Regions from separate parts of the Homo sapiens genome. Here regions 2, 3, 4, 5 and 6 are each linked to region 1. The links are chromatin contacts, found by Hi-C or POLR2A ChIA-PET in ENCODE. All regions are on one chromosome and are shown on one strand. Each heading gives the region's core, a stretch centred on a gene start or an enhancer-like site at or near the end of the contact. The rest is flanking DNA. Distances are from core to core; before and after follow the strand shown.

What was found. Hi-C counts contacts between places; a loop is a spot of excess contacts on that map. ChIA-PET counts read pairs that join two places held with the same protein, here RNA polymerase II (POLR2A). Pooled maps may share reads with other maps.
Region 2: a map with no recorded cell type shows a loop between it and region 1 (11-fold over the local background). The contact joins the promoter of IFIH1 here to the promoter of PRPF40A in region 1. A Hi-C loop is called at or near these places in 1 of 37 single-sample maps with no recorded cell type and 2 of 50 pooled maps. POLR2A ChIA-PET finds 5 or more read pairs at or near these places in 3 of 52 experiments (CD4-positive, alpha-beta T cell, GM12878 and activated T-cell).
Region 3: a loop to region 1 is called in a map of CD8-positive, alpha-beta T cell, with 10 times the contacts of the local background. The contact joins the promoter of MARCHF7 here to the promoter of PRPF40A in region 1. A Hi-C loop is called at or near these places in 5 of 168 maps with a recorded cell type or tissue (B cell, CD4-positive, alpha-beta T cell, CD4-positive, alpha-beta memory T cell and 2 more), 2 of 37 single-sample maps with no recorded cell type and 11 of 50 pooled maps. POLR2A ChIA-PET finds 5 or more read pairs at or near these places in 3 of 52 experiments (B cell, CD8-positive, alpha-beta memory T cell and OCI-LY7).
Region 4: a map of naive thymus-derived CD4-positive, alpha-beta T cell shows a loop between it and region 1 (7-fold over the local background). The contact joins the enhancer-like site here to the promoter of PRPF40A in region 1. A Hi-C loop is called at or near these places in 2 of 168 maps with a recorded cell type or tissue (CD4-positive, alpha-beta memory T cell and naive thymus-derived CD4-positive, alpha-beta T cell) and 7 of 50 pooled maps. POLR2A ChIA-PET finds 5 or more read pairs at or near these places in 1 of 52 experiments (naive thymus-derived CD8-positive, alpha-beta T cell).
Region 5: a map of B cell shows a loop between it and region 1 (11-fold over the local background). The contact joins the promoter of LY75 here to the promoter of PRPF40A in region 1. A Hi-C loop is called at or near these places in 3 of 168 maps with a recorded cell type or tissue (B cell, CD4-positive, alpha-beta T cell and naive thymus-derived CD4-positive, alpha-beta T cell) and 8 of 50 pooled maps. POLR2A ChIA-PET finds 5 or more read pairs at or near these places in 1 of 52 experiments (GM12878).
Region 6: a loop to region 1 is called in a map of CD8-positive, alpha-beta T cell, with 5 times the contacts of the local background. The contact joins the promoter of ACVR1 here to the promoter of PRPF40A in region 1. A Hi-C loop is called at or near these places in 2 of 168 maps with a recorded cell type or tissue (CD8-positive, alpha-beta T cell and naive thymus-derived CD4-positive, alpha-beta T cell) and 5 of 50 pooled maps.

The regions. Positions count from the first base shown.
Region 1 is chr2:152,715,111-152,718,923 of GRCh38, forward strand. PRPF40A (pre-mRNA processing factor 40A) reads right to left here and starts at 2,351. Exons shown (of 26, transcript NM_001365597.4): 1 at 2,120-2,351; 2 at 885-1,016. The coding sequence starts at 2,329. It overlaps ARL6IP6 (ARF like GTPase 6 interacting protein 6), which reads left to right and starts at 3,510. Exons shown (of 4, transcript NM_152522.7): 1 at 3,510-3,813. The coding sequence starts at 3,515. RefSeq lists enhancers at 2,051-2,350, 2,899-3,604, 3,071-3,140, 3,161-3,250, 3,481-3,680 and 1 more and a silencer at 2,751-2,850.
Region 2 is chr2:162,316,531-162,320,225 of GRCh38, forward strand. IFIH1 (interferon induced with helicase C domain 1) reads right to left here and starts at 2,154. Exons shown (of 16, transcript NM_022168.4): 1 at 1,325-2,154. The coding sequence starts at 1,777. It also overlaps a transcript of GCA not described here. RefSeq lists a silencer at 1,949-2,038 and enhancers at 2,069-2,618, 2,187-3,386.
Region 3 is chr2:159,711,196-159,715,077 of GRCh38, forward strand. It overlaps MARCHF7 (membrane associated ring-CH-type finger 7), which reads left to right and starts at 1,311. Exons shown (of 12, transcript NM_001282805.2): 1 at 1,311-1,411; 2 at 3,362-3,403. It also overlaps a transcript of BAZ2B not described here. RefSeq lists silencers at 760-1,269, 1,790-1,909 and enhancers at 886-1,552, 1,320-1,599.
Region 4 is chr2:157,897,168-157,900,661 of GRCh38, forward strand. All of the region lies in intron 1 of LOC105373714 (a long non-coding RNA gene), which reads left to right. Among named protein-coding and RNA genes, the nearest start is that of ACVR1, 23 kb to the left of the region's middle. Within about 2 kb of position 1,549, at least 6 of the 41 ENCODE cell types and tissues checked have a DNase peak (open chromatin) inside an H3K27ac peak, as active enhancers do.
Region 5 is chr2:159,902,827-159,906,237 of GRCh38, forward strand. LY75 (lymphocyte antigen 75) reads right to left here and starts at 1,930. Exons shown (of 35, transcript NM_002349.4): 1 at 1,763-1,930. The coding sequence starts at 1,856. LY75-CD302 (LY75-CD302 readthrough) reads right to left here and starts at 1,930. Exons shown (of 38, transcript NM_001198760.1): 1 at 1,763-1,930. The coding sequence starts at 1,856. RefSeq lists enhancers at 842-891, 942-991, 1,212-1,261, 1,402-1,481 and silencers at 1,662-2,121, 1,891-2,132.
Region 6 is chr2:157,874,227-157,878,046 of GRCh38, forward strand. ACVR1 (activin A receptor type 1) reads right to left here and starts at 2,104. Exons shown (of 11, transcript NM_001111067.4): 1 at 1,570-2,104. It overlaps LOC105373714 (a long non-coding RNA gene), which reads left to right and starts at 2,358. Exons shown (of 2, transcript XR_923518.3): 1 at 2,358-2,490. RefSeq lists silencers at 1,576-1,785, 1,876-1,925, 1,936-2,155, 2,216-2,455, 2,476-2,665 and an enhancer at 2,051-2,345.

The DNA.
Region 1 (3,813 bases), core at 1,101-3,600:
GATCACATGAAATTGGCTTCCAAAATATTTTGTTAGCCTAAATTTTTGATGATTTATGGAAATACTCAAATGGAAATAACCCAGCCACCTAAAGATCTATTATAGAACTTAACATGAAGCACAAAATTACTCATGGTAACTGAACCTGTTACCTTTCTTGGATGCTTCTCTAGAAACTCAGTTCTACCGAAATCACTGAATCAGCATTAAAACCTTTTGATCCAAATCACTCCTACAAAATGTCCATTTACAATTTATGCTAGAGATGGAAGGGACAGCTCATAAGCAGGAGTGTAGAAGCAACAAGCATTAAAAAAAAATAGTATAAGTGGAAAATGAACTACCTATTGGCACTGTCCTATGAAGAATCAGAATTATAGAGCACAAACTCCCCACCCTCCCTCACCCTCCTCCAACACACAAAGAGGAAGATATTTCAGGAATAAAATTCGCTCTAAACCAAAACAATAGCTATTTTCAGATTCTATTTATTTACATGGTCTACCAAAATCAGTTATGTTGCTGTATCAGATAATATTTACTTAGACCATCAACTTCAATTGGCATTCTTGAAAAAATAATCATTAAAAATAAAAGCCTGGATCCACACTTTACTTTTAAATAATAAAGAAAAAAATTCTTAGTTTTGAGGTCATCAGTAAATTTCTCAGAAGACTTTTTCATTATTTAAATTTCTCAGAAGACTTTTCCATTATTCAAATTTCCGTTACAGTCATGATTTAACATTTGGCTTATTTGAAATTATTCGGGCATAAACTAATCATTAAACAGCTATAACTACTGACCTAGATTCTGAAATCTTGATAGAATACCTGAGGCAAAAACAAATAAATAAATGCAAAATAAAACAAAAACAGTCTTACTTGTCCCATTGGTGGCCCTCCCATAGGGGGCATCATCTGCGGCATCATTCCATGAGGTACAGGAGGCATATTCGCTCTCTGACCCATAGGGTGCATTCCCATTGGGGCATAATGCATGCCAGGGTGCCCCATCTGAAAAACAGTGAACATTTTTAAATGAGCAAATAATACTAAATGCTTCTCAAAAATCTCATTTCAACAGATCAGTTATCTGAAGCGACATAATATTAAGCTTATGTGTAATAACATCATTGGATTAGTCTATACCTTGTTTCAAACAAAACGCATTCTGCTAGTATTTAAAACGAGCTTGCAAATTCCGTAAAAAAATGGGAAAAGTTAAGATGAATCCTGGACCGCTGGATCATAGGTTTTCTCTCTCTTTTTTTTAAGCACTGACTTAACCAGCTACTAATTGGCTTGCTAAGCTTGGAGGATACACATTGAATACTAATTTTAAAACTGTTATGGTGAAAACAACAACTCTCCTATTTCATGCAGATATAAAAGATAGCCAGCTATTGTTATTTTATAACACTACTGATTTTAAACTTTAAAATGCTCTATCCAATTAACTCAGGTGAGAGTCGGTCTTACAAAACACAAACAGTATGGCTACCCAGGCACAATTCACTCCTAACAAACTTATTTCCTAACATAACCTTTAAGACAGGTAAAATTCCTTCTGCCAAAAATACATTTTCAAAGACTGAGGTTCTGTCACTCACGGACACTAAATGCAAACAACTAATTCATCCTTTTTAACGCAGTTTAAAAAGACAACTACTTTCTTTACCGATGAGTCCATTGTTCTATGTTTTAAATTAAAACCACCTAATTATCTCCTGCCAATTGTCCCAACAGTTCCCCCTGCAGACCACCCCGACGACTAATGAAAACAAATTTTGGCAGCCGCTGTTAAAGTCTTACAGTATCAAGCCCCTGCCTCCCCCTCCCAGCTAAAATCGGGCCTAAAGCTCCAAGACGCTCACCCCGCCCAAGAGCCAGCACCTTCACCACGCATCTGTCTAGGCCAAGCCCACGGGGAACTTCCAGGGTCTCACATCCTTCTCTTTGTGCATTTCCACCCTCCACTTCTCTCCCTCAGAACATATCCCACCATCTCGAGTTCTTCCTTCGTCCACTCTTATCTTCTTCTCCTTTCGGAGAAAGCTTCCTGTTTCTCACTCCGTTTTTCATTGTGCCGCCTTCCCCCTGCCCCACTGATCCCTTACCGAGGGCCGTCTCCTCAGGAAGCCGTCAGCAGAGACCCAAGAGCCGGAGCAGAGGCTTGAGCCGGACAATCTCCGCTCCCCGTCCCCAGGACCCTGCGAGGGAGGATGGCTCTCCATTTCACTCACCATGAGGCCTCCACGCTCAGCTCCCGTCCCCGGCCTCATCGTCGGGCTCAGACTGCTCCGCCGGCGGCCACTGCCGCTACACATACCAACAAGAAGCGATCTGAGTGGCTGGCGCCCACTGGGGCTAAAGGTTAAAGGCTGCCCTGCGCTACGGGGCGGGATCAGCGGGGCCAACAGGCTGACGGGCTTCCCCGCTGTCCAATCAGAATGCGCCGCCGACACGCAGCTCTGCGGCGATTCGCCCCCAGCCTCAGCCTCACTCGGCGTCGCCTGCATGGGGGGGGGGGAGGAGGAGGACGGAGGAAGTTTCTGCGCCGAGTCCTCCGTCGGGAAAACTCTACCAACTTCCCCAGGGGAAGGGAAGACAACAGTGTCCCAGCTTCCCGAGCTTAGACCGCCTCACCCCGTAGGGGGTGGGGCAGTGGGGGTCTGCCACCTTCACCCTCCCCGCCCGAGTTACGTACGCCCCACAAACCTGAGGCCGCCAGGGGTAGGGTGGAGGGGGCGGGGGTAAGCAGCCTGTAGTGTTAGCGGTGGCTGGGACCGAATGCGCGCGCGCGGTGCTCGAGGCGGAGGGGAGGAGGCGGGGAAGGCGAAAGGAGGGGTTCGGAGGAGAGGGTTCGATCTCCGTACGCACCAGGTGGAGAGCGCGCGCCTGGGGAAGGAGGCGTGTCGAGTAGCGGGAGGGAAGTTGTAGTACGGGTGGGGAGAACCACACTAAAGGGAGATGGGGGTGAGCAGTTAAGGAACCGCGAGAGCGCCAGGTAGAGAGGTGCCCTTAATGGGGGAACCTGGAGAAGAGTGTGAGCGTAGTGGGGAAGAAGGGAGAAGACAAATAGGTTCGGGAATGTGTCTCCGAGGGCGCGAGCGGGCGCTAGGACCCGGCGTCGAAAAGATGAGGCTTTGGGGCTGTCGGGGCGCGCGCTCCCGTTGGTGACGCGGGGGTGGCGGAGGTCTCCGGCCGGGACGAAGCCCCGCAGGGAGTGGATACTCGACAGCCTTCGGCCTCCGCTCGCTTCTCCCTGCGCGCTTTCCTGCTCCCCTTTCCGGCTACAGCCCTGGGGTCGAGCTCTGGTCGAAGCGCATTCCGCCTCTCCTTTGGCCCTGCGGCTTCCTTTGCAACCCGCCGCCCACCCTTGCTCTCCGTGGTTTACCCCTGGGCTCTGAGGCCTGGTGGTAGCGGCCACTGCCGCGGATTGGCTGTTGCGGACCCGGGGCGGGGCAGGTGGGAGAGGCTCGTTCTCCGCGGGTTTCGTTGTGTTTCGCGCCATGTCGTTTGCTGAGAGCGGGTGGCGGTCGGCTCTGCGGCGCCGCGGTCCCGGCACCCCGGGCCCTGTGGCTCGGCCATCGTATTCCTCCTTTACTCAGGGGGACAGCTGGGGTGAAGGCGAAGTCGACGAGGAGGAGGGATGCGACCAAGTGGCCCGCGACCTGCGGGCGGAGTTCTCGGCTGGGGCGTGGTCAGAGCCCAGAAAGCGCTCGGTGCTCCCGCCGGACGGGAACGGGTCGCCCGTTCTGCCCGATAAGCGCAATGGTATCTTTCCCGCGGCCGCGGGCAGCAGAGCCCA
Region 2 (3,695 bases), core at 904-3,403, 9.6 Mb after region 1:
CAAGTCTACAAAAGATCACTAACTTTATTCACTAAAGACTAAATTGCATCATAGGCTATAGCAAATCAATCAAATGCCCAGAAGTTTGTATGAATATACAAACAATGGATGACCCAAAAGAGAGAGAGAGAAAAAAACCATGTGAAAATCATAGAGTGGTGTAGACAAAGCCTTTGACTTTTAGTCATGGCTTTATTTGTCTACATGTCTTCCAAAACAAGACTTTTGACTTACGAGCCTGAATAAGTCACATTCAAACAGGTCAGCATTTATACACATCACAGTACATCTTCACTTATCAAAAAATAATTCATATCACATTCAATGTAAAGTCATCAGTAAAATTCGCCCTGTCAAAATGCTACCTTAAGAAAAATGAGTTTCTTCACTAACATGAAAAACTGAAACTAGCAACACATTCTTTCAATGAATTGTTTCTAAATTTTGATTCTCAAAGAATGTTGAAACTTTGATTAAAGAAAAAGGGTGTGTGTGTGTGTGTGTGTGTGTGTGTGTGTGTGATTGCAATTTACCCATTTGGGCTAAGACTAAATGGCACAAAGTGTAATGTAGGGCAAAGATTGGAAAACTTTTTCTCTAAAATGCCAGATAATAAATATTTTTGGCTTTAAGGGCACACAGTCTCCATCCAATTGCCTTTGGAGTAGAAAAGCAGCCACAAGCAATATGTAAACAAACGAGCATGACTGTGTTCCAATAAAACTTTATGAACACTGAAAATTAAAAATTGAAAAATCTGAAGACCATTCTTAGCCTGTGGGCCTGAAAAAAACAGTAGCAGGCTTGATTTAGCCCATGGGCCGTAGTTTACTAACCCCTGCTCCATGGAACTACATTAAATAAGAAAAACATTCAACACTATCACAAGCTAAATTCTTAGCTCTGCCACTGTTTTTCCTGGGAGACCTTGGACAAATTATTTAACCTGCCTCAGGTTTCTCATCTGTAAAATGGAGTTAATAACATTAGGAGCCTCAGTGGGTTACTCTGAACATGAACTGTAGTAATACATTTTGAAAATGATACCAACTGCACATAGTAAGTGTTCAATAAAAGTTACCTGTTAATACACATTACGATTCTAGAGTTAACTCCTTTTTACTTCAGTGAAAACATTAGAAAAGTAGTTCTTTTGTGTTTAAATTTTTAAAATTGTCTTAAAGTGCCTAGATGTTGTCTTCTCAAAGGAAGAAACTAGATTTGCCCAAAGAGGTCAAGCACATTTGGAAAGGGGCAAACGCACAAGGAAGCCTGCTTTGCAAAATCTGCCTAAAAGGCTAGCTCCATCTGAACAGACACCTACCCGGTTTCTGTCTTCAATTGTCAACAGTTCCTCCTCCATGCACTTATCCAAGACGTCTCTAACTAGAAGCTTGTCCACCAGAGTGGGCTGAAGGAGGTTCAGCAGTTGGAGATATTCATCATGAGCGTTCTCAAACGATGGAGAGGGCAAGTCCGTGAGCTCAGGGTTCATGTAGCGGGCGGCCAGAGGGCTGCCGGTTCTCCGGAGGGCCTCCACGAATTCCCGAGTCCAACCAAGGTGCCAGACTCCCTTCTCCAAGGTGCTCAGCAGCAGTTCAACTGCCTGCATGTTCCCGGAGGTGGCGACTGTCCTCTGAATCTGCTCCTTCACCTCTGCAGGCAGAAAGGTCAGGTAGTCCAGCACAGGCTCCACCTGGATGTACATTTTCACCCTGGCCCTGAAGCACGAGATGAGATAGCGGAAATTCTCGTCTGTGGAATACCCATTCGACATCTTTCTTTCTCAGAGAAGGGAGAGGGTTCTCCCAAGCAGATGGTGCTGTTGTCTGCGGGACAGGTGAAATGTGCGTGCCGCTGTCCGCTGCCCACTTAGAGAAGCAGGGTCTACCGCTCTGTGCCTGACAATGACGAGGTTGTCCACAGGGCTCTCAGGCCGGCGCGCGGGGCTGCACTCGCACCTGGGCAGGTGGGCAGGCGGGCAGGTGGGCAGCGGGGCGGCGCGCGGGGCCGCGGCAGGCAGGTGCGGCCGGCAGGCGCGGCACTTTGGACTCTGCGGTGTGCGCCTGGGGTCCCGGACCGGGGCGATCCTGCTGCACACTCGGGTAGGAGCTTTGAGTCCAGCTTTCTGTCAGGCAGTTCTTACAGAGTTTGCCTGACTTTGGTTTCTGTTTCGATTCTCTTCTCAGGACTTTGTAAACGTAATCTGCCTGGCGGGGAGGGAGTTTCCTCAGGGAGACGCCACCTTTTGGTCGGGGCGGGTGAAGAGAGGAGGCCTTTGGTTAAGGACACCGCGGGAAACAGAAAAGGAAAGCGAATTCTCTCTGACACCAAGACCAACGCTCTAGCAAAGCTCCTCCGGCGGATATTTTGTTTTCCCAGCAGGTTCTGCCTTAACAATAAGGTCCTTTGTAGGCCAAAATGTGCAGGGCATAAAAGCATGTGATTTGGGACTTTCCAAAGGGGAAGTGAACAGAAACTGCCACAGACCCGGACGTGAACAGGGAGTTACCCTCGGCTGGTGAATGTAGGCAGGCCTGGCTGAGGGTGGTGAGACTGCGAGGGACAGGTGAGAGATGAAGCTCAGAAGACATCTTTGCAGAGATGTGGAGAAGACAGGAGGAAGTCCTTCCTAAAATAAACCTGACCTCCTGTGGGTTCCCAAACACTAACTTGTTTCCCTGGGAATTTGGAGGTGGGTTCGAAAAAGTGAGTAACAATAAACAGTTAACTTTACTGCCTCATATTTAGATTGCTGGTATTTATGCAGCTTTGACCAGGACCTGGTAACAGATGTGGATGGACTTGAACCACCAACTCAGCTTAGAAGGAAGCCAAGACTTAAAGTTTCCTAGATCCCAGCTTGTAAGTTCCCTATATTCTTTAATATACAACTTTCCTTTAATAAAACAAAACAAAAAAATCCCCCAACAACTTATTTTTGATATAGCTGCCATTCTTTTCTTGGATTCAATACAGCAAGTTTTGGCTGGAGCAGCTAGGAACTTAATTAGCAACTAATGTACCAACTTGTAGTAAACATCAACATTTGTCTATGTCATGAGAGAAAAAAAACATATTCACACTGAAAAATGGCAGCTTCATTTTGGTACAGAAGCCACATAAATGTGAGTCCTTAAGGTTACTACTCATTCTGAAGGCATTCTGTAGCCACATGTGACTGTGGGTGGTAGGCACATACGCACCATAACTAGAATCTCATGGTCCAGAATTATATAAAGGATGGAGAGATCATTTAGGTTATCAAAGAGACATATTTAGGAAAAATAATCTGTTAGCAAAGTACATTCAATAAAGTCTGTGTAGGCCAGGAAAACCTGATAGTGCTTTGAACAGGATAATAGAAGTACAGAGTCTTGGTGAGTGTTTACTAGGGGCATACAAAATATCCAAATGAGCACTTTATGGTAACATGTCTTATTTTATTCTCTAATTATCTTATGTAGCAAGGCTTTTTCTACCCCTGAAGGATTGTAAGCTGCTTGAAGAAGGGATATATTTACATAGTAACTAGTACACTACTCACAACTGGTGGGCTCTTGATGACATCTCTCCTGGGAGTTGTATTTGAGTTGACCATAGCAGCTGGCATAATGTTAAATACACTGAAAGTTGAAGTAAATGAAACCTTGGGCTTGCAGGTAGGCCTGATTTATACTGTTCTTTTCTGTTTC
Region 3 (3,882 bases), core at 61-2,560, 7.0 Mb after region 1:
GCACTCGAACAGGCTGGAAAAGAATTATTTTTCTTTAAAGGGCAAATTAATTTCCTCAAAAGTAATCTCTGTTCACTTTATCCCATACCAGATGCTTATTTTCATTTCATATCCTAAAAGTTAGATTGGCACTTACATGCCAACTTAAAATACCTTTAAGTCTTTAAAATTTATAGTATTTTAGAATTTATCATAGTGAAACATGTACAGTCTGTTAGTCCCCAAGACAATAAAATAAGGATGATAGTGACTGATACTCCATTCCCTTCCGATGTAATGACAAACACGTAGAAACACTGTGTTTCATTTATTGGAATTATTTGGATCCAAAGGATTGCTTTTAATACCTTAACAAAATAGGTCATTAAAAAAAATCAAGTGCCTTTCAGTATTCTTCCAAGTTTCAATAACTGATCTTTTCCATTAAAAAACTTTTGATTCATTATTCCAAATCAACATATCATCTAAATATTTACACATAGTTAGATGTAGCTTTTCCCTAACCTACTCCCTTTTATTTATTAGTACTCATTTACATCTTAGTTTGCCACATTTACAGTTCTTTGAAAGTTTCATCTAATATTCACCAGACCATTCACCTCACAATTTTCCTCCCTCTTTCTAAATAGGTGAATTTGTTTACTGCAAAATCGATGGCTACGCTATTAAAGGTTACTATCACGATTTTAAAAGACATGATCACCATCATTTACCAAGATTCTTACCACAAGGAAATGATCACAAGGTTGGACAAACAGGCTCCAACTCTTAAGGGAAAGGGCTTGCAGTTAGATCACACAGGGCGGGCAGGGAAGCAAGCGGGGAGGGGTAGGTCGGAAAAGGCAGTGCTTGATTCAATTCAACATTCACTGCGCCACTTACCAAGAGCCAGAAAAAGAAAAAAAAAAAAAAAAAAAGCCAACCAGCTGGGCGTTATTTCGAGCACGGGGCCCTGCAGGTGGGCCTGTGGGCGGGGACCCGGCGCCCGGGAGGGAAGGGGCTGGCTCAGAGACTATAGACGGGCGGGGACCGCCCCGGCCCGGGCCTCCAGCGCCCGGCGCCCGCACACTCGCCAGCCCAGCTGCCGGCACGCCGGCCAGCCAGCCGCTGCCGCTTACCAGTGGCGCCTCGCTGACTCCCCGGGGGCAGCTCTTCAACGGTTCCCGCAGTCAGAGCACCACCCCGCGGTGGGGTACCTCCAGCCCGCCCGCAGCTCTCGGTCCCCGCCGCGCCGCCACTCTCGCGAGAAGCCAGGAAGTCCGCGAAGTGGGGGGAGGAGGAGCAGGGAGGGGCACTTAACGGTGGTGGCTGGTTCTGCGCCGGATCCGGGAGAGGGGCGGGCGCCATTGTGCTTCGCTGCCGACTGCATTTCCTCAGTCACGGGCCTAGAACTCCAAGGAGAAAGGCGGCGGTGCGTGTTGCTGCGAGTGGGACGCGCACTGGTCGGTGCCGGCTCAGGAGCCGGGGTAATGAGCTGCGGAGCTAGTTCTTCTCCGTCTTGGGCGCTAGTTCGGGACCAGGCCGCGAGTGGGGGAGGGGAGGAAACGAAGAGGCCTGGGGACGCGGAGGCCGCTTCCTCTCAGGATGAGGTGGAGAAGCTTGGTCCGGGGCCACCGGGGCCAAGGGGCCACAGCGCAGGCCTCCCTTGCCAGGGGCCTTTGGTCGGGTGGTGGAGTTTGTGGCGGGTGCAGGGGACAGATTGTGTGTCTTCCTCAGGGACGTGTGGCGGGTGACGGGAAGAAGCCTGAGCCCTCCTTTGGCGCGGGGCGGCCTCCTCTTGGGCCGTGGGGCGGGGGGTCTTCGGAGCCCTGCGGGCCGCGGGTGTCGCGCGTGAGCTCGCCGGTGAGCGCGGGGCAAAGGCGGGCAGGGCTCCGGCTCGGCCAGCCCGGCCTCGAGTCGAAGTGACTTCGGTAGCCCCTTAGATTCGGCCAAGATTGTCTTATTGGTAACGTCAGTTTTTGAATATCGTGACGCCCTGAGAGTTATTTTTGTGTTGTGGTGAATTGTGGGTTCTGCAACTCGAAGTAGGTGATTGTATTAAAAATGGACCTGTTGGCCTAAGAAGTAAAAATATAGAAGGCGCCGGGAGTAGGAAACTCCCTCATTTTGGTGAAACTGCGTATTGAAGATGTGTGTCCACCCCCTCACCCCAAAATGCTGCACTTAATACTTTTTCTCAAGTACCAAAGTAAATATATTGGGAAAGTCTATCTGGGTAATAAATTCGTCACGACTAATGTTGTTTGTTACTATTAGTTAAATGTGTGAAAACTGAAATTTGGCGAGGTTTTCTCCCCCATTTTGTAGGATTGATTAGCTATTTTTCTGATTACATGTTATTTTAAATCTCCACCTTTCTGTCCAGAACCAAGATGTAGGATTAAAGATGAATTTTCGATTTAAAAATCCAATAGTATACAGTTATTAAGAAGGCACACATGTAGTGTAACTAGATCTTTTACTTGAGGTAGCAAAAAGTTTGTTTGAGAAATGAGGTCAGTATAATATTTTTATTTAACAGCTCTACAGCATTTTGGGAGACAGGACTGGTGCATGAGGCAGTAGCACCAGACTCAGAAGACCTGGGTTTGAGTCTTGATTTTTGCCATAGTTATTTAAGTTCACGAGATTGTCTCAGAAACATGGCAGTTAATTTCTAGAGAGGATTAAATTTGCTGAGGTGGTGTGTGAAGCAGTCACTAGGGGACATAATACTAGTCTTGGTTTTTTTCCAAGTTTAGTGCTGGGTCAGGTGTCTTGAATTAAGAATTCCTACTTATTCAAGTACAAATGATTTCTTTTTTCTGCCACCTGGAAGAGGGCTATTTTCCCAGATAAAGCACGAGGATGCCCAGGTTATGTTCTACATGAAGGTGTCAGGTAACGAACTTGGACACAAAAGTCATCCATGACTCTCATGTAGCCAATTTTTAGTCCGCTCCATACCCACCTTACACAACTCTTTTATCTGCTCTATGTTCAAGAATCGTCTACATTTTGACATTTTATTGTAGGAAAATAATTTTATAATGCAAAATCTGTCAAATATCTTAAAACTTTTTTAGATAATTTGTAATTTGTTGTAGTCAAATTACAAATTATGGAGAGCTTCACATTACAAGAATGAGCTTGACATGGCATCTGCCCTCCACAACTCACTGTTTAGTCATCAGACTAATGTATAAACAACTATTATTATCTTAATATGACTGTACAGTGGTTCTGTGGGAGCATAGGGGAGGGGTGCTTAATCTTGGAAATTTTACAGGATTTATTTATTTATTGCCTGAACTAAGATGTGAAGGCTCACTAGGACTTTGATAAAGAAACTGCAAAGTCATGATATTATGGTTTGTTTTAGGAATTCATGATTTGTTCCTGTAGCTGAAACATACATTGAATGGTAAGTTAGAGCCCGACATAAAAGACTTTCTGTACTGTACTAGAAAATTAGTGTCTGGGTGTGGTGGCTCACTCCTGTAATCCCGTCACTTTGGGAGGCCAAGGTGGGAGGATCGCTTAAGGCTGGGAGTTCAGCCAGGCCACAAAGACCCCATCTCTACGGGCATGGTGGTGCGGGTGTAGTGGTGCGCACTGCTACTACTAGCTACTTGGGCTGCTGAGGCAGAACGATCATTTTGAGCTCACGAGTTGCAGAGACTGCAGTGAGGTATGATAGAGCTCCACTGCACTCCAGCCTGCACCACAGAGTGAGACCCTGTCTCTAAAAAAATAAAAATAAAGTTAGTGCTCTATGCTGCGGAATGGAGAGCTATTGTGTTCCTTAACAAAATAAAAATAATTTTTAGATAATCTTTGCTGATACATCCTTCTGTTACCACAGATAATTAAGTGCCAGTAATAAAGAACAATGGGACATGA
Region 4 (3,494 bases), core at 299-2,798, 5.2 Mb after region 1:
AGGCTTACTTCAGTTTTGGGGAGTTACTGAAATAGGTGTGTAAACCAGCTGGCACTGTGATTAGGTGCTCAATGGTAGCAGTTCCACCATTATTCTTTCCATCATGGCCACTCTGCACTGTAGTCTCACCAGAGTCACATGACTTTTAAAATAAAGTGTTCCTGTGAGAGGAGCCACAAGGAGGCTGTGGAAGTGGGAGTTGATTCTTGGGTTTAAAGACTTTTTTTGGTTTGTTTTTGTTTTTGAGAGAAGGTCTTGCTCTGTTGCCTAGGCTAGAGTGCAGTGGTATGATCATAGCCCACTGCAGCCTCAACCTCCCGGGCTCAAGCAATCCTCCCACCTCAGCCTTCTGAGTAGCTGGGACTACATGTGCACCATGCCCAACTGATTTTTGTATTTTTTGTAGAGACGGGGTTTCACCACATTGCCCAGGCTGGTCTTGAGCTCCTGGACTCAACCAATCTGCCTGCCTCAGCCTCTCAAAGTGCTGGGCTTGCAGGCATGAGCCACCATGTCTGGTCTTTCTCTTTCTGTCTGTCTGGCTTGCTTGCTTGCTTGCTTGCTTGCTTGCTTGCTTGCTTGCTTGCTTGCTTCCTTTCTTCTGTTCTTCCTTTCACTGCTTCTCTTTTTTTTTTTTTTTTTTTTTGACAAACTCAGTCATAAAGTCTTTGGTGAATGAAAAAGAAAGTGAAAGATTAAAGGGAAGAGCAGTAACTGAAAAACAGGTGCCGTGGTGCACACTTGTAGTTCAAGCTACTTGGGAGGCTGAGATGGGAGGATTGCTTGGACCCAGGAGTTCGAGGTTGCAGTGAACTATGAAAAAAAAAAGATCACTGAAGATGGATCAGAAATGGCAGATTTATAGACCTATGTGAGGCAAAAAAAGAATGGAAAGAAAAGGAAGGAAGGAGGCCAGGCACAGTGGCTCATGTCTGTAATCCCAGCACTTTAGGAGGCCGAGGCTGGTGGATCATGAGGTCAGGAGATTGAGACCATCCTGGGTAACATGGTGAAACCCCATCTGTACTCAAAATACAAAAAAATTAGTCGGGTGTGGTGGTAGCGCCAGTAATCCCAGCTACTCGGGAGGCTGAGGCAGGAGAATCGCTTGAACCCGGGAGGCGGAGGTTACGGTGAGCCAAGATTGCGCCACTGCACTCCAGCCTGGGTGACAGAGTGAGACTCCCTCTCAAAAATGGAAAGGGAAAGGGAAGGGAAAGGAGAGAGGAAGGGAAGGGGGAGAGAGAGGAAGGAAGGAAGGAAGGAGGAAGGAAAGAAGAAAAAAAAAAGAGGTGATGAGCTGTAATCTCTAGTCAACAAAACCTGACTAGAATGTTGCCTGAGAACTTCTATAAAGGGTCCTGCAGGTTTTTTGAGGAATATGGGTCGGGTGGGGAGTAGCCCATCCTATGGAAATGATACTACTGTTCATATAACTGTTGCCTCTCAGCCATCTAGACTGCTGTTTGGGTGGGCGGGATGGAGAAATACTATTCTGTTAAAACTAAGAGCTTTGAAGTGGAGACAAACACAATCTGGTAGTATCACAGAGGCATTATTCACCCTGATGACTCACACTCTGGCTCCCACACAGCAGAGGCAAGAAGTAACATTAGTGACCTTGAAGATGTTGGCCAAGTATAGACCCAGCATTAAAACCTGAGTTCAAATGAACGTGTGTGTGTGTTTGTGTGTGTGTGTGTGTGTGTGTGTAGAGAGAGACAGAGACAGAAAGAGAGACTAAGAGAATACATGTTAAAGAGAATGTATGGTGAACAATTCTAAAAACCAGTATAAAAACTTCATATTGAAAGAGCTAACTCAACTAAATAATAAGTACTTACAAGGAAATAATCATTATGTGAGTGGGTCTCAGCTCAAAGCATTGATAAAGTTGTTCAGAGCGAGAACATTTAAAAGCATCATTGTTAGTGAGGAGGTAAATAGGAAACCCAGTCCCTATTCCTGGGCTCAAATCTCCCTCATCATTTCCATTCATCATGACTCTTTATGAATCCAGTTTGCTGAAAGTAATGTTTTCTGTGTTCCCAACCACACACTGCTCTATGTTCGGAGCCCTACAGACAAAATTCAAACAGATGCAGTCCCCAGGCCTTTGACAACATGCAATAGAAAGCAGACAATAATAAAAGAATGCATCGGAACCTACAGATGTGCAGGCAGCTGCACAAATGGCAAACAGAGTCATGACCTTAGACCAGATGGTCCCTGTGGCTTAGTAAAAAATTATCAACGTAGAACCCAGGCACAGTTTCAGGTTGATAGAGATAGCTAGTTCCTGGAATTGTACATTGAAACCTCAGAGAAAAATAAAAGCAAAACCAACCATGAAGTCATTTAAAGCTGACGAGAAGAGAGAACTTTAGGAGTTATGTACTAAACAGCTAGAATAGAAAGGGTTTCCAGTTACGGAGTTTGCCACATGGAAAAACCAGGGGATGATAGTGGAGCACACCATTGTAAACAGTGAAGAATCTCATTGGTCACCATGTTTGCATGGACAAAAGAAGAGGACTGGAGTGCAAGGGCTGTAGAGGATGGCTTAAAGGTAGACTTGAGACAAGTGTACTCAGAGTTTGTTTCTCGTTTAAGTTTCCAAAGGTTTTATGGTTATGTTTCGGGTTATATTTGTCCCTCAGCATTTCTTTTTTTTTTCTTTCTTTCTTTTTTTTGAGACAGAACCTCTCTGTGTTACCAGGCTGGAGTACAGATGCGCAATCCCGGCTCACTGCAACCTCCACCTCCCAGGTTCAAGCAATTCTCCTACCTCAGCCTCCCAAGTAGCTGGGACTACAGGCACATGCCACAATGCCCAGCTAATTTTTGTATTTTTAGTAGAGACAGGGTTTCACCATTTTGGCCAGGATGGTCTCGATCTCTTGACCTCGTGATCTGCCCACCTCGGCCTCCCAAAGTGCTGAAATTACAGGCATGAGCCACTGCACCCGGCCCTATTTTTTTTTTAAAGTGTTTACCTTTCATGGGTGCATATAATAGTTACAGGAAGTAAGGTGTGGTTTACTCAGAATTCATAACTATAATTAAAACAACAACAACAAAAAACCTCTTAGGATCTTTTCTCTGCAATTAACAGTAGCCCAACTCAAAATAGCCTAAGGAGAAAAGAGACTATCATAAGAAAATCCATGTGTTTCCCAGACTCCAAGAACTGGAATGTAGGTGGGTCGCACTTAACCACACTTAAATACCACAAGCACTCTCTGTCCATCTTTTGTCTTTGTTTTGCCAGTTGGCTTCCTTCTTTGCTTGCTGCCAGCTAACCTGCTGTAGTGTTCATGCGTGCACATGGGAAACACAACTGCCAATAGGCCACATCTTATGTTTCTTCCTTTTCAAACAGCAGCAAGATTGACCTGAGTCTTAGTCTAATTCCAAACTCCTGGGAAAGGGTTAAGATTGATCCCATTTGGGTCAGGTAGCCACCCCTGAATGAATTAATGGTAGCCACTGGG
Region 5 (3,411 bases), core at 680-3,179, 7.2 Mb after region 1:
TGGTTTACTTCAAGCTGTTAGCTCTCCAAGCAGGCAAAAATGTAAACTAAGCACCTGGCATCTCTCCAAGGACACAGAGGGGCTCCTTCAGTGTTTGGGTAATAGAGGCCACCTGCACAAGCCTAGCCGTGCACATGTGACGAGGTGCATGCCATCACCAGCATCATGAAGCGGACACTCTTGCCAAACAATTGACCCAAATGGCTGGGGGTTCAAAATTCCAGTGCTTCCCCAAACAAGGCCACAAGTCTGCTCTGAGGGTGAGAGAAAATCGATCAGAGTAGCTGCTAGGAGTAAGGAAGGATACAGGATAACAAAACCTGTGGGGACCTAGCACAGGGGGAACAGAGTTAAACCTGGTGCTTTTTGCTTTGGGTCAGTGATAAAGGGCAGTGATTGCAGAGATTGCAAGAATTAGGGAAATCCTGAAATTTGTGAAGGAGATAAAAACAGGACTGAAGCAGATGTCGATGGGAACCAAGAGGTTAGTGATTGAAAAGTTAGTGCATTTTCACTGTAGTTAGTTGCTGCAGTGAACTTTTCCACCTTGGATTGTGGGGCAGGCAGAATAAATTATCAAGGCAATAAAGGATCTTATTTTAAAGGATTCTTTTGGTAGTTCCTAGCACACAGGGTCAAAGGAGAATAGAGAAGTGTGACTCAGAGCAGGGTTCATTTCCAGGTCCTTGCTGTAGATAGGATGATGCCATTCACACTCTGAGAAATCTCTTCCCATCGCTCTCCGAAGGAAGTCTAAACCAGATGGTAACTTAGCTTAGCTGCAAAGAAAATAAGAGCCACCAACAATTTAATGTTTTTCAAACTGCCTGGACAATCTTTTCCTTCCTCATACAGGCACGATAACAGAAGTGGCCGGTGGAGGGTGGCCCATTGAGTGCCCATGATGCAGTCCAACCAAGAAACAAAGTTCTCTGCACACCCCTCGCCCAGGCAAAAAGAGAAAGTAAAAGCAACCGGTTGCTGCCAAGGGGTGTGGTGTGGTGGGGCTGGCACTACCCTGAACATCAATGAAGGCTGTCTGTTTCTGGTCCTGCTTCCGCAGTGAGAGGCAGCAGGTCCCCAAGCAGGCGACCTGCCCTTCACCGTGAGGCTGTCAGCCTTGGGGGAGCGGGGTCATTTGGAGCTGATAAACCAATGAGAAGAAAGGTTTGTTGCTCTAGGCGGTGGGTGAGGGCATCATAGCTGACTCTTGGTCTTGGTCACTTTCGGAGGAGATGGTTTATTTAACCTGACTTCCTTCCTGATGCGCACCGTAGGCGCAGTGAAATCCGGGAATCGTGGGGAATCCTTGGCGCTGTGGGTGGAGGCTCCTCTTGGCCCTGTGGCCAAGGTGACCAAGGGCCGAAGGAAAAGCGAGAACGGGAGGGACGGGACGCAAGAGGGCAGATGGGGAACCCCATACTCCAGCAACATTATATAAGAGAGGCGACGATGGAGCAGCGCACCCGGCCAAAAAAGCCTCCGTGCGCCTACTCTACGGTGCACCGCGTCCCCTCTGCACCAGAAGGGCCCTGTCCTCCCACATCCACCGCGCCCTCCTCCGGGCCCCCGAGGGCACTGGGGCGCTTCCTCTGCCAGACCTCCCCTGCGACTCACTCTTCCGGCTCCAGAGCCCCCCCGCCCCAACAGCAAAGCAGCCGTGACCTGCCCCAGGGGCGCAGCCCTGCCCCAGGCTGGAAGGCAGCAGAGCTGTGGCGTCGAGGCACCCAGCGGACTGCGGGGCTGGCGTGCCCGCGGTTACCTGCGCGGCCAGAGGGCTCCGCGAGATCGAAGAACCAGAAGAGCAGCATGAGGAGCCCCGCCGGGCGGCGAGGGGTCGCCCAGCCTGTCCTCATCCTGAGCTGGCGCAAGCCTTCCGGCCGGGTCCTCGGGCGCACGCGGCTCCCGCCCCGCCTGCTGAGCGCGGCCTGCCCCGCCCGCACCTCTGTCTAGGCCTCTGGGGGCGCCCCGGCCCCGCCCCCGCCGCCCTCGGCCAATCAGACGTGCGTCTCCTCGGCCCCGGGGCGGAGCGGGCCAGGTGTGGGAAATGAACAGGGCTGGGCGCTAGATACCTGCGTGGGGTAGGACCCGCGAGGAAGAGGTACGTGCGGATCGGTGGGAGAGCCAGGCACCAGACAGGCTCCTGCACTGGAGGGTTCGGTCCCCGCCTCTTCATCAGCCAAGCTGGGGAGATGCGGCCCTTACTGGGACTTGGCACCGCCCTGGTGGGTGGGTTCTATCAGTTTAGAACCTTGGCCTCTGCCTGGCGCACTGTGGTCAGGGACGACTTCTCCATTCCAGCCTGGACTGGAAAGGGACCCATGATCTCTTCTACCCCGGAGGAGGAAGTGAGCACCTGCCCTGTGGGTGGCTGCGGCCAAGCCTAAGAATTCAGTCGTCCTTGGCAACGTCTTGGGTATTTTGACAGTGCAAACAAAGGTGGAATAATGGTACACTGCAGTTCTACCCATAGTTGTTAAAGAATTAAAAGCAAGAATTACTAGAATGACCAAACGACACTTCCAAGGATGACTTATGCTTTATAAAAAGTTGACCTTTGCGAGTAAGCTCTTTGCTTAATAATTTAATGATAATAATAATTAGCTGGTAGAAATGTAGAAGTCTGCATGCAGAACCAGAAATTTCATGTCCCACTCACTCTCTTCCTGTGGACACTGCTATCATTATAAAGAGGCCAAATTCTTAATGACCTAAGTTGCTCAAATGTGAATGTTTTATACTTTTAAATCTCGTCTTTGCTGAGCACATAATGTGTACTTGAGGTGGCCTCCATCCTTGTTGCATGAGGATGCAAAGACCTAGGTTGCTCTTCCTGACTCCCACTGCCAAGGTTTCACAGTTGGCTCCCAAACCTGCTCTGTCCTCTCCCCAGGGTCTGGCCTTTCAGTTCCATAGATATAGTGAGCACCTGCCATCACAGGATCTGGGCACGCCATGGAACAGAAGGACAAAAAGACAACATCTCTGCCCTCCCCTGAATACTGGGGAGACTGAGGCACTGTGATGGATAATATTGTCAGCTCGATTGATATGAACGAATGCAAAGTATTGTTCCTGGGTGTGTCTGTGAGGGTGTTGCCAAGGAGATTAACAGTGGACTGGGAGAGGCGGACCAGCCCTCAGTCTGGGTGGGCACCATCTCATCAGCTGCCAGCATGGCTAGAATAAAAGCAGGCAGAAGTTGGAAGGACTTGACTGGCTGAGTCTCCTGGCCTTCACCTTTCTCCCGTGCTAGATGCTTCCTACCCTCGAACATCGGACTCCAGGTTCTTCAGCTTTTGGACTCTTAGACCTATAAAAGTGGTTTGTCAGGGGATCTCTGGCCTTCGGCCACAGACTGAAGGCTGCACTGTTGGCTTCCCTACTTCTGAGGTTTTGGAACTCGGACTG
Region 6 (3,820 bases), core at 854-3,353, 5.2 Mb after region 1:
ATCAACTTAAGGCCTAGATTTCAGCTTCAAAAGAATTCCATTTTTTAAAATTCCAAGACAGAAAATAAAAACAAGTGAATCATAAAATAAGTGATCGAGGTCCCATCCAGGCATAAGATAACCTCCTGACCCCTATGTCCCCATCAGTGAAATGGATGAGGCCCATATTTCAAACTTAAGCAGTCTGCACACTATGAAGCTGCATGGCGAGGCCGATGTCTGAGGTCAGCACAAGTCTAGTGTCTGCTGGCTGCCCAAGCCTGGGCCCCTGGCCAGCAACCCACCTCCAGAGACAAGTGCCAGGACATACTATAGTGTTTCCATTTAAGGCCCGCCACTTGGATCAGCCCATCTCTGAAATTTCTTAACACCACCTTTCCAGGAAGAATTTTTTTGGGGAAAAGGGAGGTGGTGTCTATTTTTTGCCACCGCCTTCCCTTGGGCTGTCAGAGCAATCTGCATCTCTGGGACAGGATTCTTTAAAACCACTGGGTTATGTCTCAATTCATGGGCCTCTTCTCAAAAATATGTAAAAACATGTATGGAACGGGCCCCTTTGCCCATCATCTAACTCTTATCATACATCCCTCAAAAAAGAAAGAAAAGCCCAATAAAATTGACAAGTCCATTGTATTACCTTGCTGCCTCTCTCCAAAAGCCAAATTCATGACAACTTTTTAACCAAGACTTTTCTTCTGTTACTAAGTGGAACGTTTTCTTCTCTAAGTAGCTTTTCTCCCATGCAAGCAGCGTTCAAATCTCCAGGGGAAAGGAGGGGTGGGGAGGGGGTGGGAGACTATCTGGCACAAACTGGACAGAGCCGAGCCAGTCTAGAACCCGACGGAAGTTACTGAATCCAGCGGCCCCAGAGGCCCACATCTCTTCTTAGTGCGCCCGAGGTTCTAGCCTCACTGTTTTGGTTACAGTGTTGAAGGAAGGGTTTTAAACTTGGCAAAGTACCGTGCAACATCTGTAACCACATTTGCCTTCTGGGGATCGGAAGATGAATCCCACATTCCTGGCTTTGAAGCTTTTTGAAACTGCAGCTAGGAAGAACCGAGGGAGGGAGGGAGTTGAGCAGAGTTTATTGGCTGTCTCTCCAGCAGAAAATTCCTCTTGGAAGAGATGGATATTTTGAGGGTGGGGGAAATTCGCCTATCTATCTCCTTACTCTCTACAAGCTCAGCTAGGAAGGTAAGCCCCGTGGCCCCGCGGCCAGATCGATTTACAAGTCAGAGTCGCACACCCTGAAGGAGTTCACAACACACACACACACACACACGCACTCACACACACCCCAATACAAACCTGAGACCCCCGCTCCACGCCTCTGCCCCCCCACCCCCCATATCCCACCAGCAGTTCAGGCCCAAAGCAAGACAGTTTTGTTCCGCGGCTGCTTCCCCCACGGAGAGGGGATCAAGCTTGGGGGAGAAAGGAATGAAAGCGAGGGGGAGGCACCGCAGACGCCCACCCTGCCACCCCCGATCCCTGCCTCTTCTCCCGCTAGGCTACCTCCTCCCTCAGTCCTCCCGGCTCCAGCAGGCGCGGCCGGCGACCTGCGCTCACCTCGGGTCCCGCCGCGGCCGGGGGCTGAGCCGGGGGAGGCGGAGTGCGAGGCAGCCGGGCGCTGCAGGTCGGCGCGGCGCGGGGCGGCGCGGGGCGGGGCGGGGCGGTGCAGCCGGCGAGGGAGCCCGGAACTCTGCGGGGCCGGGAGCCGGGGGCCGAGGGCCGGCCCAGAGCGGCGGCGGCTGCGGTGGCTGCAGCGGAGCGGTGCGTGGGGCCGGGAGCTTCCCGGCCCTGGGGCCGGCGCGGCTGGCCGAGGAGCAGGCTGGCAGCGGCAGCGGCGGCAGCGGCAGCCACCCGGGGGAAAGAGCCGGGGGAGGGCGGGGAGGCGGGGTGAAGAGGAGGAGGAAGGGGAGGAGGGCGGGCAGAATAAACTTCCCGAGGCGCAGAGGCTCGGGCTGGGAGCACGACCGCGGGCGGGGCGGGCGGACCAGCTGGGCTTGCCCCCGGGGGCGGCGGGGGAGACCGTCACAGAGAGTAGAAAAGTTCCCCCTGCGCCGAGGGGGAGGCTGCGGCGGCGGCGGCGGCTGCAAAGAGCAGGAGCCGGAGCGGGAGGAGCGGGAGGAGGAGGAGGAGGAAGTGGCTGCGGAGCGCTCGGCCAATGAGTGTCTGGAGCTGTGATTAACCAGGCAGCAACACATCATTTCCTCCCGGCGCGGATCCAGGGAGCCGGGAGGGGAGAGAGGAGGCGGCGGGGCGGGGCCGTCCCCGCGCCCCCTGCAGGCGCCCGGCCGAGGGCGAGCCCGCCGAGCCCCGCCGAGCCTGACCGCGCCGCCCCCGGCGCGCCTGGCGCTGTCTGGCCGGTCGCTTGGCCCGGGTGGAAGCTATGAGCGCGCCGCCAGCGGGGCTCCTCGGAGGCGGCGGGGCAGGCCCGAGCTGGGCTCCTGTGGCCGGGGTGGGAGGAGAAGAGGCCGCGCGGCACGGGTGAGTGCCCAGGTAGGCGCGGGCGGGGCCGTCTGGACAGCTCCCGAGGGCGCGCGGGGCAGGCGGGCGGACGGGCGGGCATCCCGGGCCCGGCGACTGCGGGCGGCCACCTACTCGAGCCCTGCATGTCAGACTTGGGCTGGATTCTCAGAGAGAAGCCTTAGCATTCTCATCCAGGCCATCTCTGACCTGCCTTCAGATCCCCTTCCACTTTGCTCATTTCCTTGCAAGGTCTAGGGTTATGACAGAGCTTGCCATGTTCGCCTTTGGCTTCCTTAGTAACAGAAATAAGCATGGAGGGGCTTCTGCAGTGATCTAGCCCTGTCCTAGGCGCCATGGGAGCTTACAGTGGAAATGCAGGAACATTCTCCGCTGCAGAGAGTCTGATAACCTCGGTCCTTAGATACACAAAAACACCCCAGTGTGCTAATATTACCCAGAGCATCAAAAAGGCATGCAAGGATCAAATTTTGCATGGTTCCTGCTGAGTGTAAAGGAAAGCACTAAGCCATTTTCTCTGCCCTCTAGAAGCTTATAATGTACAGTCCTATCACAAAGCAGAATAAAAACATGAAACCTATAAATGGGAATGCCATAAAGTATTTTTATCTCTACAGGTTCATTCATGCAGAGGGCATTTATTGGGTGACTGCAGTACTGCAAAAGGTTGCAAAGGAAATGGAAGATCTGGTCCCTGCAGGTTGGGAGTTTACAATCTAATTAGAAATACAAGGCATATATACGTGAAAAAACTAGAATCCCCAGCTGTAAGCAAAAGGATGGAGTAGGTGGGAGCATTTTTTTCATAAAGAGAGCTTTGTACCTGTATGATTGGTGAGGAGCAGGAGAGGCAAGTTCAGTACCAATCAAGGCAAGAGCACCTATATGTATCCCTGCTCTATAGAATGATGTAACAGGGCCCTCATTGTCACTTGGCTGAAGTGTCAGCTCTGCCACTTACAAACTGTTTTGAACTGGGGCACATTTTTAACCTAAGAAGGGAATACAGGTTGTCTCGTGAGGTGGTTGTGCAGTTCAAATGAGATTACAAACGTGAAAGCTTGTGAAGCTCAATGATGTACATTCATGGAGTCCTCATTGTACAAACTGGCCCTTCTTGGTAACCTTTAGAGTTCCCTCCCAGGCTGTAAGCTGCAAGAGGGCAGGGACCAGGTCTGATTGTATTCATCATGTATCACAATGTTTAGCAGAAGGGTTCATGTGGGTGTTCAATAAAGTTTTGCTGAGTAGGTAAATAAATGAATTAATGAATCCTGTTATGCTCTGAACAGTTCCTATTATTTGTTCCTTAAGCAGTTCCTTCAATAGT